2 separate regions of the Homo sapiens genome follow, and region 1 is linked to region 2. The links are chromatin loops, found by intact Hi-C in ENCODE. Cell type or tissue: CD14-positive monocyte. All regions are shown on one strand. Each heading gives the region's core, and the rest is flanking DNA. Links, peaks and the distances in the headings are about the cores only.

Region 1 (8,332 bases), core at 121-8,120, 150 kb after region 2:
GCAGATGAATCCTCAAAGGTGTTCTTGGATAACAGTGAGGGAGGCAATGGCCCTTCCCTACGTATAAGGTGCACAAACCTGATGTTTGCACAAAGTGGATGTAGTTGCGATATTGAGAATGGTTAAGAAAAGTGGAAGGAAAAACCAACTGCACAACATTGTGAATAGACTTACCACTACTGAAGTACACCTAAAAATGGTTAAAATTGTAAATGTTGTGTATTTTATCCCAATTAAAAATTTACACAAACAGAGGGGGGGAAACAACCAAATAACAGCCAGAAATATTGAATCATGATAATGAATAACATTTACCGAATGCTTGGCTATTCTAAGGGCATTTTCCGTATTAACTCATTTCTTTCTTCTTTTGTTTTGTTTTTTTTTTTGAGACAGAGTCTCACTCTGTCGCCCAGGCTGGAGACTCATTTCTTTCTTATGTCAACCCTTTGAGATAGGTCCTGTCATTTTCCTTCTTTTACAGGTAGAGACCTGAGACCCAAGGCAGTTGCCTGAAGTCACACAGCCGGTAAACTGGGGAGCTGGGATTAGAACCCAGGTAGTCGGGGGATGTAGAGTGCACGCATATACGTGCCGGCATGCTCTCTGGCTCTGTCATGTATTCCGTGGTTAATATGTGTAACAAAGATGTCAAACCCCAGCCCACAGCCTCCTTGACCCTGCAGTCATCAACACGATTCCAGCAAGACTAGAGAATCGAGTGGGTTTACAACCAGTGACAGGATGTGACTTGAGCAGCTAAAGAATGCGTCTACCTGTTACCTACTAAGCCGCTGTAGAGAGGGGCCAGCTTTCAAGGCGTGACCTGCACTGAGGGGCTGGCTCCTCAGGGGGTAGGTGACAGCCAGTGTGTCTGCTCTCAGAAGCCGGTGCCTGGCTCAGAACCCACAGTTCTCACAGGCTGGGAGATTTTCGTGATGCTAAGACGGCCCATCCCAAGGGAGTTAATGATCTAGAAGGGTGAATTCGGTCCAACTCAGCATGAGTTTTTAATATTATGAACTAGACATACTTTGGAGTCCCAGAAGTCATCTTTGACATTGTTTAGTACAAATTTGGCAGTAATGTAAGCAGGACCTGCCACACACTGTAGCCCCAGTCAGCTGACCTGAAAACTGCTTTGGCGTTCTCATCTCCACTACTGCTACTCGTCTTTCAATCATGTGCTCTATTTTCAGGGCGCCTACACTACAAATATTTATGAAAATGTATTTTGGTCTCCTCATTCTGCGCAGTGGAATGAATGCAGGCACTGGCATCAACCCCACCTGGGTTTAAATCTCAGCGTTGCTACTTGATTTTGGGGCATGTTACTTTATTGCTCTTAATCTTTATTTCTTCATCTATAAAGTGGAGGTAATAATATCACCTTCTTTATAGGGTTGTGGTGAGGATTAAATGATTCAAAGATATAAGAGCTTAGAACAGGGCCGGCACACAACAAGGACCCAATAAATGTTAGCTATTATTTTGTTATTAAGAAGCAGATTCAGGCCGGGTGTGGTGGCTCATGCTTGTAATCCCAGCACTTTGGGAGGCCGAGGCGGGCGGATCACGAGGTCAGGAGATCGAGACCATCCTGGCTAACACGGCGAAACCCTGTCTCTACTAAAAATACAAAAAATTAGCCGGGCATGGTGGCGGATGCCTGTAGTCCCTGCTACTTGGGAGGCTGAGGCAGGAGAATGGAGTGAACCCAGGAGGTGGAGCTTGCAGTGAACCGAGATCGCACCACTGCACTCCAGCCTGGGCGACAGAGCAAGACTCCTTCTCAAAAAAAAAAAAAAAAAAAAAAAAAAAAAAAAAAAAAAAACCAGATTCATATACCTCATCTTCTTTAATTATCTCATTAAAATTGTATACAACTTCCTTCTGCCAAAGCAGTCTTTGGGCACTTGGGTTTGGTGGTGGGGCAGGAGGGGTACGATTCCCCTCAATAAAGCAATCATATAAATAAAACTTCTGTGGGCCATCGCAGAACACATGCCACCCTCTCCATCTTTCACAAAGAAATGACTTCTCTCAATTATTGAGCCATTCCCATGTGCTAGTTGTAAGAAAAATTGAGATCAATTGCACTTCGATGCTTGAAAGTTCTCCTCATCACTTGCGATTTCCATGTTTACCTTGTGATAAAGAGCTGTCCCAGAGCAGAACTGCCACCTTAAAACTGCATCCAGTGCTACAGAAACAATCTCAGCCCTGCATGTGTGAATATCTGCAAATTAAAGTGATTAAGAATCACTGCCCCATAATCTCTTTGATGGGGCAGAGGACAGGATGCAACTAAAGAGCTGAAATTATCAAGCTCCAAGGGGGTGATGGGATGAGAACGTTTGAGAAATCCGGATCTTGCTCCTTCTCCCTACAGACTGCATATCCAGTCCCATGGGGTGATTCTGTGGAGCTGGTCTCATTCAGAGACTTTAGCCCAGAAGGGAGGCTTATTTTATGTTTCCGTTGAGTTTTTGGGGGGCCAATATTCCAGTAGTTCTAACACTAGAGGACAAATGACAATTAAAAAAAAATATATATATATATTTAAGGGGATAAAACCCAAAATAAAAGAACCTAAGGTGTGAAAAGAAGTTATCATCACAACTGCACGTGACAAAATAAATTTATTTTATAGTCATTTACTGCTTTGATATTTCTAAAGATGCTTTGCCTCCTGGTTTTTGTGAAGGAAGTAATATCATTGTTTATTTTACCTCCTTTCTACATAACTACCTACCTGCATTCTAATTCATATTACAAAGATAAAATGAGTCACAACAGTCAAGGAAAAAGAATGTCCTTAAACTGAGCTTTTTATGATGAAATAAGTGAATGACGCTACTCTTGCTGCCACTCTCAGAGGGGCAACATTATCTGAAGTTCTGAATAAGGTGAGACAAATGAGGAAAGAAGAGATTTTCTCCCGCTTCTGAGCAACACCAGGCAGGACACTGCTATGATTTTCTAGATTTTAGATGCTCAAGACCCTGAGGGAAGGGAATATGTCTTATCTTCATATCACCCAGGAAGACTCAGGTTCCTTGGACGTAATGTGGGGATTTGAGAGCTGTAAGAGACTGCAGAAACCATTTAGCCTAACCCCCTTCTTATAACTGGGGAGACAGAGCCAGAGGAATGAGAAACTTAGCCCTTATGATCTGTTCTGGCAGAATGAAGGGTTAGGACCTGGTTTCCCGGTTTCCAGATCTCATCCTTTAAAATATACATACATACTCACACACACTCACCCCAGTTTGTTTGTCGAGGATGGTTCTGGTTCTGGTTTTGCCTGAATATTTGATATGTAGTCCTGGCTTACTTATTGCTGGAGCCCTGTGTCACTGTCATAAGTGTGTTGGTATGGGTGAAAAATTATAAGGTTAACCTAATTATATAAAATCACCCTCCCTTCCCATAACTAATAAGTAAGGAAAAAGAGTGAAAATGCTGGTTTTTCTAGAGGTAAGTGTAATCTGAGGACTGCTTTGCTCAAGCCATGATGTGATTTCAGAATGGAGTACATTATAGAGGTAACAAATGTTCACATATAGAGAGTTTGAATTAGCATGATGATCATCCTCGTCTACTGTCAGGGCATGGAGGTGAACCTCTGAGCTAACACCAACTTCCTAGCTTCTAGCACTGCCACGTGGCTACTAACGAAGGCATGATTTCAATGTAAGTTTCAATGTAAGAAAGTCATAGAGGATACATGTGGGGAACTGGTGCTAGATTGAGCAAGACACATTTGTACTGTGATATAAATGCCCATTGTGAAATTATGAATGTCTGAACTGGTTAAGTTTGTGGCCACGACGAGGTGAAATCACAAGGCGGTTGAATGATGCCTTCTGTTTGCACTTGACCGTGCATGCTTCATTGTGCCAGGCTGCTTAACAGCTGAGTTGGGCCTTGTTCTCTTTCCATTCTGTCATTCCTATCCACCTATCCACCTACTTACCTACCCACCTACCTACTTACCTATGCCAAGTTGGCAGCAACATGTGTCATCTTGGGTTAACATACTTTTATATGGAACTGTATTCCCAGTTATGTAAAATAAATCACTGGGGAAGTAATATTTGATATGTATAATTTCACTTGACAGATTTTTTTTTCAGAACCAGATCTTTCTGTATGTTAACATATGCCCACATCAATCATCTGTTATCCTTCATAATTAAATGGAACAGTATTGATTCTGGAAACAATTTATGTTGAGCTGGATTTTTTTCTTTTCAGTGGAGAAGAAGGGAGAGAGAGAGGAAGTAGCTGGAGGCAGGAAACTTGTACTGATCCATGCACCTCTCTACTTGTTCTCTTTGTCATCAAGGGCACCATATAGCTGAAAGGCAGGAGGATAGGGAGAGGGCCACCTCTTCATATCACTTCTGTGCCTTGGAAAGCTCTTCTCCCTGGATACCACCGGATAAAGACCTACACTTCTCTCCTTGTTGTGTGCACCTGTTCACTGGAGCACATGCGCCCGGACATGCTCTCAGACCTTGCTTCCTGGCCATGAGCTTTAAGGAATGGTCTCTGAAAATGCACTACTTTTAAGAGCTGGGTCTGAAGCAGAGCTAACTGGTCTGCAGGGCAATGACACCCTTGACCTCGGCCTCATTAGCTCCATCCTCTTACCTACTGAGCTCACAACCACCAACATCATAATACTTGAGAGAAAGCTCATTACAGCGTATGCGGTGGCACATCTGTATTTACTTGGTTTGCGAGCAGCTCTCAGAGTAAGCCAGCTTTCTCTATTGCTGAGCTCCTGCAAATGAGAACAACAAACACACCTACTGCTGAGTCAAATCAGGCCAAAGGGAAAAGAGGAAGGATCTGTGAGGAGGAGAGACCATAAGCCTCCAATCACACTCAGGAATAAAATGGGGCTAAATTCCAAATGAGATTAACAAAAAAAATAATGAGAGAAAGACTAAGAGACAGAAAGAAAACCCATCACATACCCTTTGTATCTGAAAGGCAGGCTAGGTAATATATTCCTTGCCTTAATGTCAAGCTTCAGTAAACCCACCTCCTCTTCTCTGGAGTGGCTGGTGGCTATTATGCAAGCCGGAAATGCACATGGCAGGAAGAGCAAAAGAATGAATAACTGAATTGGGGGAGGAGGGCAGCTGCTAAATTTAGCAAGGGTAGAGTGAGGGGAGGAAAGGATGAGAGGAAGGCAGGGAGCGTGCACGAAATGCTGTTCGTTCTCCATCACGGAAGCGAGGGGCCCTGCTGTGAAATGCTTGGCACAAGGAGGTGGTGTCATCGCCTGGAGTCAGGCTCTCTTTTGTGAAGTGTTAATTAGGAAAAACAAGAAACTTCTCATTTTTTGGTTTGCCAACAACAAAACAAAATTGTTAGCCCTGCTCTTGGGGATGAGCAATCATTTTAAGGAAATGCCCCAAGGGACCAGGGTTTGAGGTCCCTAGTAATCTGCACCTAAGGAAAAGTACACATGAAGAAACTGATGCACGTTTGGACGTCTGTGGTCTGACCAATCCGAGCAGGAGGATCATGACCCTCAGAGGCACGATCCATCACTGAGTGCTCAAGCTGTTCAACTGTTTAATGCAATGGTGCTCAAGTAAGGTTTCCTTTCGCTTTGGTTTGGTGTTTTTGAGACAGAGTCTCGCTCTGTCGCCCAGGCTGGAGTGCAGTGGCGCAATCTCAGCTCACTGCAATCTCCACCTCCCGGGTTCACTCCATTATCTTGCCTCAGCCTCCCAAGTAGCTGGGACTACAGGCGCCTGCCACCATGCCCGGCTAATTTTTTTTTTTTTTTTTGTATTTTTAGTAGAGACGGGGTTTCACCATGTTAGCCAGGACGGTCTTGATCTCCTGACCTCGTGATCCGCCCGCCTCGGCCTCTCAAAGTGCTGGGATTACAGGCGTGAGCCACCGCGCCTGGCCTCAAGTAAGGTTTTTATACTCTATTTCTGTGCCCCAACACCTATTCTGGAACTAGGTCCAGGGCCTAAATTAAATTCTGGTCTTTTGCTTTCTACCAATGATTAAGAGGAACAACTGGGACACTTGAAATAAACACCGCCACTGAGTGAACTCTAACCAGCCTCCTTTGGTGCCCTATGCAGAAAGCCCTGGCCCAACACTGAGTTCATAGATTTGGGTTTTTTTTTCTTTCCTTCTTCCAACTTTTATTACCCCTTGCTAAAAAACTCTCCAATGACTTCCCATTTCTTTCCTCCATATTCCAGAAATCAAAGTTCTCCACACTCTGGTTCCAAGCTAAGCTCCTTGGACTAGCTCTGCAATGACAAAATGCTGATCATTGTGAAGGCAAGGGTGATGGCTCAGAAGGGTTTATTTATTTTATTCTATTTGGAGTATGTTTGAAATTTTCTGTAATAAAAGAGTGGGAGAAGATAAGCTTTATAATCCAAGTCATCTAATTGCTCTCTATTTCAAAGCCTTACCCCACCCTTACGTCATTTTCTTTGCCTGGAATGTTCTTCACTTCATCCTTGCTTATCAGAATCCTGCTGGATTTCTAAGGCGGGGTCCCCAACCTCCAGGTCACTGACTGGTACCAGTCCATGGCCTGTTAGGAACTGGGCTGCACAGCAGGAGGTGAGCGGTGGGGGCAAGTGAGTGAAGCTTCATCTGTATCTAGAGCTGCTCCCCACTGCTCGTATTACCGCCTGAGTCCCACGTCCTGTCAGATCAGCAGCGGCATTAGATTCTCATAGAAGCACAAACGCTATCATGAACTGTGCATGCGCGGGATCTAGTTGCACACTCCTTACGGGAATCTAATGGCTGATGATCTGTCACTGTCTCCCATCACCCCCAGATGGGAACGTCTAGTTGCAGGAAAACAAGCTCAGGGCTCCCACTGATTCGACATTATGGTGGATTGTATAATTATTTCATTATGTATGATAATGTAATAATAGAAATGAAGTGCAGAATAAATGTAATGCACTTGAATCATCCCAAACCATCCCTCACCTCCACTGTTGGTGGAAAAACTGTCTTCCACAAAACTGGTCCCTGGTGCCAAAAAGGGTGGGGAGCACTGCTCTAAGGCATACTCCAGAGTTGCTTCCTTTATGAGAAGACCCTGCTTCCTGCACCTGGCTGTCATGGACCCTTCCACCACACCTTTACGGTGCCTACTATATGGTTACGCTTCTGTGCTTCTGTGTACATCCATCTCACTGCTTCGCTTTGATCGTGAGCTTCAGGGAACCAAGAGTGTATTTTGTACATAGTAAGCACTCAATAATTGTCTACTGAATGAAAAGTGAACTTACACGAAGAAGACCAGCTTATCAAGTTAACAATTAAACTTCCTGGATTTGTCTAAACCTCAGGCAAGAAAAGAGAAACCTCTTCCAGTACCTTCTTCATGGTTCTGATGCAGTATGACCTCCGGCTGTGTGTGTATAGAGTTTCCAGGGTGGAAGAATGGTGAAAAAAGAATCCGAGGTTTCCTCTGCTTCAGAATATGCTGAAGGAGTTCATAGAGCACATCACCTGGAAAGAAAAAGGAAAGGGAAATCGAGAAATGGAAAGATGTTTTTCCAACAACGATCTACGGAGCAGCAGCTAAGTGCCTGGCACGGTGCCAAAGATACAATTGGAGCGCACCTGCCACCTCCTACCCTCACCAAGCTCATGGGGCACAGAATGCAGCACTTGAAACTCAAAAGGTCAGAGCGATGTGAAGTTGTAAATCAAACTTTTTTGATTATGAAAATCGTATACTTTTTTTCTGAGACAGGGTTGCGCTCCGTTGCCAGTGCTGAAGTGCAGAGGCACGATCTCGGCTCACTACAACCTCCACCTCCCAGGCTCAAGTGATCCTCCCACCTCAGCCCTCCAAGTAGCTGGGACTACAGGTGCGAACCAACACACCCAGCTGATTTTTGTATTTTCAGTAGAGACAGGGTTTCACCATGCTGTTCAGGTTGGTCTCAAACTCCTGAGCTCAAGTGATCCACTCGCCTAGGCCTCCCAAAGTGCTGGGATTACAGGTGTAAGCTACCGTGCACGGCCCCAAAAATGTTTTAAAAAGGCAGAAAATCAGAAAGAAAACAAAACATGACCTAGAATCCCATCATCACTAAGATACAGAAGCCCTGTTAATACTATCTATAGTTCTATAGTTAGAAGCGGGCTTTTAATAGTTGAGTATCCTCTTTTCCCTCCACATTAGGTTTTGAACATTTTCCCACATTACTGAACTGCTTCAGTAGCTGCCGAACAATGGCAGGGAATTTAAACTATCCCAATTTATTGCTCTTATTTTTTGTGAGGATGTTCTTTTTACATCTATCTT
Region 2 (8,332 bases), core at 57-8,056:
TTGTTAGACCCCTTTCCCTTACTCCTAACCAGAGCAGCACCTTTAAAAAATTTCTTTTACCGGCTGGCCACGGTGGCTCATGCCTGTAATCCCAGCACTTTGGGAGGCCGAAGCAGGCGGATCACAAGGTCAGGAGCTCGAGACCAGCCAGCTGGAGACCAGCCCGGCCAACATGGTGAAACCCCGTCTCTACTAAAAATACAAAAATTGGCCAGGCATGGTGGCATGCACCTGTAATCCCAGCTACTGGGGAGACTGAGACATGAGAATCGCTTGAACCTGGGAGGCAGAAGTTGCAGTGAGCTGAGATCATGCCACTGCACTCCAGCCTGGGCGACAGAACAAGACTTCATCCCCAAAAAAAAAAAAATTCTTTTACCTACAGGGCCTCTGCATGAAATTCCACTTGATGAATGTTATTGTTTGAAAAGAGCTTGAGACTCTCTGTATTGGATAGTCCTCTACGTTCTCTTCTAGCTCAAAGACTAGGAATTGCTAGGAGTTTTTCACCCGAACTGCTGCTGAACCACATCTTCCTCATTGTGCTAGTGATGGTGCTACTACGAGTGTAGCCTTTACACTAATTGGGTGTGTATTTTTACCTTCTTAGTTTTGGTCTATCCATCTCATAAGCCAAGACAATTTTGGAACATGAATTCTAGCATTCTACATATTAGTGATACTTCCCAGCTTTGGTTTTATCTGTAAATCTGTTTTGGGTACCTTTTTAATCTTTATCCAGGAAGTTTGTAAAAACATTAGGATAGGGCCCAGGGCTGAGACCTTTGGTTCTCTAATAGGGATCATCTTCCAGGTTGATCCAACCATAATCAATAGCCTTTGAAATGTATATGTTCAAATGGCTACAGACCCATTGAAGTATAATAGCATCCACCCAATATTTCCCCCTTTCATCTCCAGACCATCTTCTTTTCTACATGTATTTAATGGCCACTATCTGTCAAGGTCTGGGATTGACCTGGGAAAACAGGGTAAATAAGACACTGGGGTTCGCAGCTGGTAGACAAGATGGAAACAGAAAGTAGTCGTCATAGCAATGTAATGAGGGCTAAGTGGCAATTTGCACCAGGAAGCAAGGGAGGCCATGCCCAGCTTTGCTGGCAGTGTCCAGGAGGTTTTCTCAGTCAGTAAGATGTTACAGATGGTGTCATTCAAAAAGGCATCCATGAGAAATGTCCAATGCCATATGAAATCCGGGTGCGACCTCTCTGGCATCCTTCTGATCTAGGTATTCAATAAACACTTCTCGAATATAATTTGAAAAAGTAGGGAGCATCTAACATGCCAGGGAGCAGATGAAATTGAGGTTGGAGAGGATGGAGGCCAGTCTTTGAGGGCAGAGACAGCGGAAGGATAGTCATAGAAGTGGAAGTGGAGAGGAGAGATCCTAGGTGGCAGGAAATCAGGTCTAGGTATAATAATAAAATGAAGTGGGAGCGAGGCAGAGTAAAGAGCAATGCATCTCTCGAATCTTTGTGTCCTGGGCACCAGGGGGGCTGATGGTGTTGGTACTCAAGGGCGCGAGGAAGGAAAAAGAAGTTTCAGTTTCAGAGGCCTACAAGAGATTTAGTGGAATGTACGTTTTCCCATGCTCTTTTCCCTTCTGATTCTGACTTTGATTTCAGATCTCCTCTAGTAACTATTGAATTGAGAGAGGATGACTTCTAGGTATGCGCCAGGTGCAGTGGGAGATCTGTGATGCGCTCCGTCCTATCTCCCCAGGGAACTCTTATACCATGCAATGCCGTCTGCAGTTCTCAGTACCCTGGCTAGATCTGTTCTCAAGTTTGGCCAGTTTCTTTTTTTTTTTAATTTTATTAAAAAAATTATCTTATGTTTATTAAATTTTTTAAAAATTATTTTCTGGTTTTTAAATCATATTTATTATTTTTTATTTCTTGGCCACCGTTCTGACATAGAACGTGCAAGTGCCTATGCAAACCATTGTATCTGTTGCGGGGGTGACCAATTCATTTCGGTTTGCCTGGGACTTTCCCAGTTTTAGAAACAAAAGTCCTCCCTCCCCCGCCCCGGCCGCCCCATGAATCCCTTCGGTCCCAGGTAAAGCAGGACTGTCAGTGATCCCAGAGGTAGGTGAGGAGCTAGGGGCACTTGGTGTGCACAGCACATCCCAACTGGCACTGGGAAGGAAATGGAATTGCTAGAACAAAGTGCAGCTCCTAAGTCTTATATGTCCAGACTGAGGGGAGTGCCTGGGAGGCCGCAGGGAGGAGCCCAGGGCAGCTGTATGTGGGGAGTTGACCTCAGGTCAGAAGCGCATGGCTGGGCTTGGAGTACAGCTGTGGGCAGGCTGCAGTCGGTCCAGTCACCTCTCCTTGGGGGCTAAGCCAGGCCTTCCCTTTTCTGAGCTCTTGATTAATTTAATGGAGCAACTGAAAGAAGAAGAGGACACAACAAAGGATTGAGCTGGGCTCTCCACCTCTCAGGAGTTTCCTGGGAGCATGTTTTCCCCCAGGAAGCCTTCTTGTCACTGGAGGACATTGATTGTTGCAGGAAGCTGAGGGAATCGAATAGTCAGGGCAACTGTCCTCTGCAAAAACCCTGGGTCAATAAAACCAAAATGACTGCAAGATATCCTGAGAGAGGTGGGCAAAGAAGGCACGTGGATGATTTTTCCTCCTGCTTTTCCCAGCGTTTCTACACACACACACACACACACACACACACACACACACACACACACACGCGCACTTGGGGACAGGTATAGGATGGTTACATTTTGTCTCTCTTCACTTCCTATATGAAGCATAAGAAAGCATTTGGTAAATCTAGTCCTAAGTGTGTTGCCCAAGTCAAATCCAGCGACCCCCTCGCAGCCCCCTCCCCAGAGGTTACATAGTTCCCACAGGGTGCAAGAAAGGGTTATTGAAAACAGCAGGTTTATTTATTTTTTTTCCATAACTTCAGCACTTCTGGTAAATCTCTGATCCAGCATCTAGTGGTTAACCACTGATACAGGAAATGACATTTAACGTTTTTATCACTCAGCCAGAAATGGAAGAACAAGGCGAGTGTGTGTTTAGGGAAGATGGATGGCTGCCCACCACCTTCGTCTTAAAGGCACCCGGCTCTTTTTCTGATTGCAGGGGCTGATAGGCAGCTCACTTCCCCTCTGCCTGCTCGCTCCACTGACGACAATGAGTGGGAATGTCAGGAGAGCAGGAACCCAGGCGTTGTCAGCTATTGATGGGGGTGAAATGGGCAGCATTTGGTTCCCCTTTTTCAGGAGCCGTTGCATGGGGGGACAGGCAGGCCGGAAATGAGTTCGGATGCTCGTGTTCAGGCACATGGAACCACAGCATCAGCCTAGGGTGTCTGAACCCGGGAGGCCACGTGGCCGGGATGAGACTGTGAACAGAGCCCCACTGCCCATTGCTAAGCTGAGGACACTCAGCAGAGACCTCATTAACCCTCCAAGACAACCAGCCAAGCAAGAGTGTTGAGCACCGCAAACCACAGCGAGAGAAATTACAGCTGCTTTCACTTGCAGTTTTCCTTAGTCACCCGGTTGTTCCCCATTTCTTGCCTTTTGGGGATGAGGGGCTTTCAGTGCAGTTACTAAGTGGATTTCTTGTAACAACGGCAACAGTTATAGATAGTCACTCACTTTGTTAAGTGGTAAGTAGTTTAGATTCATGATGTTAACCTGCTCTAGGTCTAGAGCTGGTAAGTGGTATGGCCAGCCAGGATTTGAACCGAGGTCCATCTATGGCCAAAGCCAACCCTGCCCTCCAGACATCTGATAGCAAGTGCCGCCCTAGGCCCCACTGCCCTGCCCAGCCTTTTGCTGATTAAACAATCTCTTGGCTGGGTGCGGTAGCTCACACCTGTAATCCCAGCACTCTGAAAGGCCAAGGCGGGCAGATCACTTGAGGTCAGGAGTTCAAGACTAGCCTGGCCAACATGGTGAAATCCTGTCTCTACTAAAAATACAAAAAATTAGCCAGGCATGGTGGTGTGTGCCTGTAATCCTAGCTATTTGGGAGGCTGAGGTGGGAGGAGTCCTTGAACCTGGGAGGCAGAGGTTGTAGTGAGCTGAGATGACACCACTGCACTCCAGCCTGGGTGACAGAGCAAGACTCTGTCTCAAAAAACAAACAAAACAAAACAAAACCCTTGAGGTGGGTCTGGGCATCAGAGTTTTATGTTTCTTCAAATAGTTCTAGTGGGCAGCCAGCAATGAGCACCGCTGAGCCATGCTGTGATTTCTTGAGCTCAGAGAGCCAGCCGGGTTGGCCTTTGTTGCCAGTGCCCAGGGAACAACCCTTAATGTTTGTTACACAAATGAGTCTCTGATCGCTCTACTTTGGTCTGCAGGGCAAAACCTCTACAGAGAGGGAATAGAGGAAGAGATGAGTCACACCCATTGAGAGCCTGAGGGTTCTCAGCAGATTCTAGCTGTGAGTGCCCCTGGTGAAGTGGGGTAGGTAAGATCAGGCCAGGCATTGTTGGCAGAGACATTCTCATATCCGAGAATGAGAGCCCCACATTCTCGGATAACATTTCCCTTCTCTTAGTAGGAAGTAACGTGATCCCATTTTTATGAAAAGGATCACTCAGGTGCGAAATTGTCCTCCTCCTCCCACTCTCTGCATCCTGCCTGCAGATTCTTCACCCTGCAGATGTGCCTCTGTCAGCACTAGGAGGCAGGGTGGTTCGGGGCGAGCCCTGCCTGCTCTAGGAGGCAGGAGAGTTAGGGTGGGCGCAGAGGCCACCCAGGACGAGGCCAATTGCTCCTGGGGAGTCACGTATTGATTTCTGCTCTGCCTTGCTCTAGAGATTTGAGGCGAGGGCCACTCACAGTCTCTTGGAGCCTCAGTTTATTCATTCATGTACTTGTTCTGAAGAGGTGATAAAATTTAAAGTGTTTTGAAAAGAAAATTTATCCTTGCCTCCATGAAGAGGAGTAGATTGCTGTTTGACTTCCAAGCCTTTCCAACAGCGCAGAGTTGCATGTGGGTGGGGCTGGGCCCACAGCTCAGCTTTGGGGTTTTGTACCAGAGGGAGCTGGAGTCAGGGGGGAGGTGTGGGTCCTCCCTAGTGCAAGTTTCTTCTTCAAGACCCATCTCTTCCTCTCCATGCCCTCTCTGTAGAGTTTTTGCCCTGCAGACCAAAGTGGAATGATCAGAGACTCATTTGTGTAACAGACACTGAGGATTGTTCCCTGTGCACTGGCAACAAAGACCGTCTGGCTCAGTGGCGCCCACCGCTGGCTGCCCACTAGAATTATTTGGGGGAAACTTAAAAAACTCTGATGCCCAGATCCACCTCAAGAGATTTTTGTTTAATAGGCATTAGCATTTTTTTTAAAAAACAATGACTCTAATTTATTTTACAGGGAGTAGAGAACCACAGATCTAGATGGAGAGACAGATAAGTGGGAAAAAAAAAACCCACTATGATGCAGAGGATGATATGCTCTGGTTTTGGCAAATGCAAGTGGCTACGGCAGCACAAAGTTAGGGCCGCTCACCCAGCCCCGAAAGAGCTGTGAAGTAGGAAACATCACAGCCGAAGTCTCAAGAACAGGAATTAACCCAGGGAATCTGGCCTGATGGGGCCAAGGGTAAGGGGCGTGAGGTTAAGATGATTTCCAGAGAAAGCAAGATGAATTTTCTGAGTCCAGGAGTGAAAGGGAGACAGGCACTTGTATGGGACTGGAAGTAGTTTGGTATGGCGGGACAAAGCTGGCAGGGAAGCCTGGTGAGAGCCGGAGAGGAGACCAGAGGCCAGCTCATGCGGATATCGAAGCAACGTTAGGAAGTTCGGGCCTTATTCTAATGGTGGAAGGGAGCTGATGAAGAGGTATAAGCAGAGGAAGGACTGCCATCAGTTTTTCAGTGACAGGAAGGAAGACAGACGGGAGGAAGTTAGAACACGCTTCAGTGGTGGGTTCCAGAACTATGTTAGTGGTTATGGGGATAGCAAGAGGTGAGTGGATTTGGGAGATATAAGGACCTAGAGCCTATTAGACTTGGGGAGTAAAGTGGGAGAAAAGTCAAGGAGAATTTCCAGGTTTTTGTCCTGGGCAGCAGGATGGAGGATGATGCTCCTTCTCTGAGGCTCTGCATGTGTGTGAGGAGGATTGGCTCATGCTGCTCACAGAGCCCCAGAAGCTGGACAGGACTTGGTGGGGGGCTCTGCCAGCAGCTTGGGGTCCCCGGAACCTGTGCAAGTCTCCTGTGGGTGGCCCAGCCCTCCCAGAGCAACATGAGGGGACACGGGCTTTGGTGAGGTGATGAGGGCATTTCTGTATTCTTGGCTACTTTGCTAGTCTATTTGGATTTCCTGGGCATCCTTCCCACTCAAGATGCTCCTTTCCCCAATGAGACCAACCAGCCCCAGACACTGATGGAATCTCAAACAAACAGTAATGACCGATTTCCATTTTCTGTGACCTGTTACCTACTCCCCATTTTACTGCTCTTAGTCAAACCTTACGGCCCACGCCCACCCATAGAAGTCCTTTAATGACACAGACACCTAAAAATATCTTTTATTTTCCTGTTGACAAGTTCAGGTCTCTATAGACTCCTATGTCATCCCTGCCTCAGGGACTTACTGCCTCTAAACATTCTCACGAATTTCCTACCCCACACATTATGTGTCTCCCTCCCCACAATCTGTGATACCAACCTCAAAGACCACCACTGAGGGCTGGGCATGGTGACTCACGCCTGTAGTCCCAGCATTTTGGGAGGCTGAGGAGGGTGAATCACTTGAGGTCAGGAGTTTGAGAACAGCCTGGCCAACATAGTGAAACCCCGTCTCTACTAAAAATACAAAAATTAGCCGGGCCTGGGCAGGGCGCGGTGGCTCACGCCTGTAATCCCAGCACTTTGGGAGGCCGAGGTGGGCGGATCACGAGATCAGGAGATCGAGACCATCCTGGCTAACACGGTGAAACCCCGTCTCTACTAAAAATACAAAAAATTAGCCGGGCGAGGTGGCGGGCGCCTGTAGTCCCAGCTACTCGGAGGGCTGAGGCAGGAGAATGGCGTGAACCCCCTGGGGGACGGAGCCTGCAGTGAGCCGAGATCGCGCCACTGCACTCCAGCCTGGGCGACAGAGCAAGACTCTGTCTCAAAAAAAAAAAAAAAAAAAAAAAAAAAAAAGACCACCATCGAGGCCAACTTCAAAGACCGCCGCCCTCTTCCCTGCTTCAGAGCCCATCCCCACATTACTTTTGGACGATACTCTTCCTCTTGTGACCCCTCCTTTTGGTTCCATGTCTCTCCATCTCCTTCTCTGTGCCTCTGCCATCTACTCTTCTTGCCTGTTTGGGAGGCTTCTTTTCCGCCTTACCTGCCATCTCGTTATTTCACAAATATATCAAAAATTATTCTGTGAAGATGTCAGAGTTAGAGCCTATGACCTACTTTTAATCTTGATTATAAGGGTTGTTTAGTGTTTAATATGATAGCATAAGGAAAATGCTTTGTAAATAGTAAATCAAATACATTTTAGATAATGATAATGGCAACTGGCTTAGAAGAATCTCCGCTTGTTTAAAAATTAGGTGTGGCCGGGCGCGGTGGCTCATGCCTGTAATCCCAGCACTTTGGGAGGCCAAGGCGGGTGGATCACGAGGTCAGGAGATCGAGACCACGGTGAAACCCCGTCTCTACTAAAAATACAAAAAAAATTAGCCGGGCACGGTGGCGGGCACCTGTAGTCGCAGCTACTCGGGAGGCTGAGGCAGGAGAATGGCGTGAACGCAGGAGGCGGAGCTTGCAGTGAGCCGAGATCGCGCCACTGCACTCCAGCCTGGGCGACAGAGCAAGACTCCATCTCAAAAAAAAAAAAAAAAAAAAAATTAGGTGTAAATTACACCTAGAAACAAAGGTTGAAAAATAATGAGATTATATCTCTAAACTCCTGGAATGTGGTATCTACTGAGTCGATCTTTCATAATTCAGATTCTACACTGAGATGAAGTACTGGAAGATTTATGTAAAATTTCATTTGCCTCCTGTGCTTCTCTTGTCATTCATAAAAAAAATTTGCCCTGCAGACCAGACAAACTTTTGTACCTTTTTTTTTTTTTAACTGTTGTCTTCTCTACTTGAAATTCTTCAATCCAAGACACATACATTGGGTATCTTATTATATTCATTCATTCACTCATTTACTCGTCCATATCTACCGAGTCCTACTATGTGACAGACAATATACTAAGAACTAGGGATCCAATAGTGGGCAAAAATGGATAGGATTCATGCCCTTGTGAACTTGTAGTTTAAGGTTGAGTGTGGGGAGAACACAGTAAAATAGTCATACAAAACCCACA

The links. A loop is a pair of places that touch in the nucleus more often than their neighbours do. Peaks named below come from ENCODE experiments on the same cell type or tissue, not always from the same donor. Only the 100,000 strongest peaks of a DNase experiment are listed, where the experiment ranks them.
Region 1: a loop joins it to region 2, with 2.5 times the contacts of the local background. A loop is called at or near these places in 2 of 110 quality-filtered maps.

The regions. Positions count from the first base shown.
Region 1 is chr12:11,852,622-11,860,953 of GRCh38, reverse strand. ETV6 (ETS variant transcription factor 6) reads right to left here. Exons shown (of 8, transcript NM_001987.5): 4 at 7,393-7,527. Among named protein-coding and RNA genes, the nearest start is that of ETV6, 210 kb to the right of the region's middle. RefSeq lists an enhancer at 5,217-5,793. In CD14-positive monocyte, for the core only: no CTCF peak of the experiment used is centred there; DNase peaks (open chromatin) are centred at 3,753, 4,823 and 5,413; H3K4me3 peaks cover 2,819 bases; H3K27ac peaks cover 6,127 bases.
Region 2 is chr12:12,005,473-12,013,804 of GRCh38, reverse strand. No RefSeq gene overlaps it. Among named protein-coding and RNA genes, the nearest start is that of BCL2L14, 61 kb to the left of the region's middle. RefSeq lists enhancers at 1,568-1,617, 2,178-2,327, 3,488-3,537, 2,691-3,571, 3,558-3,677 and 3 more. In CD14-positive monocyte, for the core only: CTCF peaks have their summits at 5,065 and 5,265; DNase peaks (open chromatin) are centred at 2,344, 3,384 and 4,364; H3K4me3 peaks cover 1,866 bases; H3K27ac peaks cover 4,396 bases.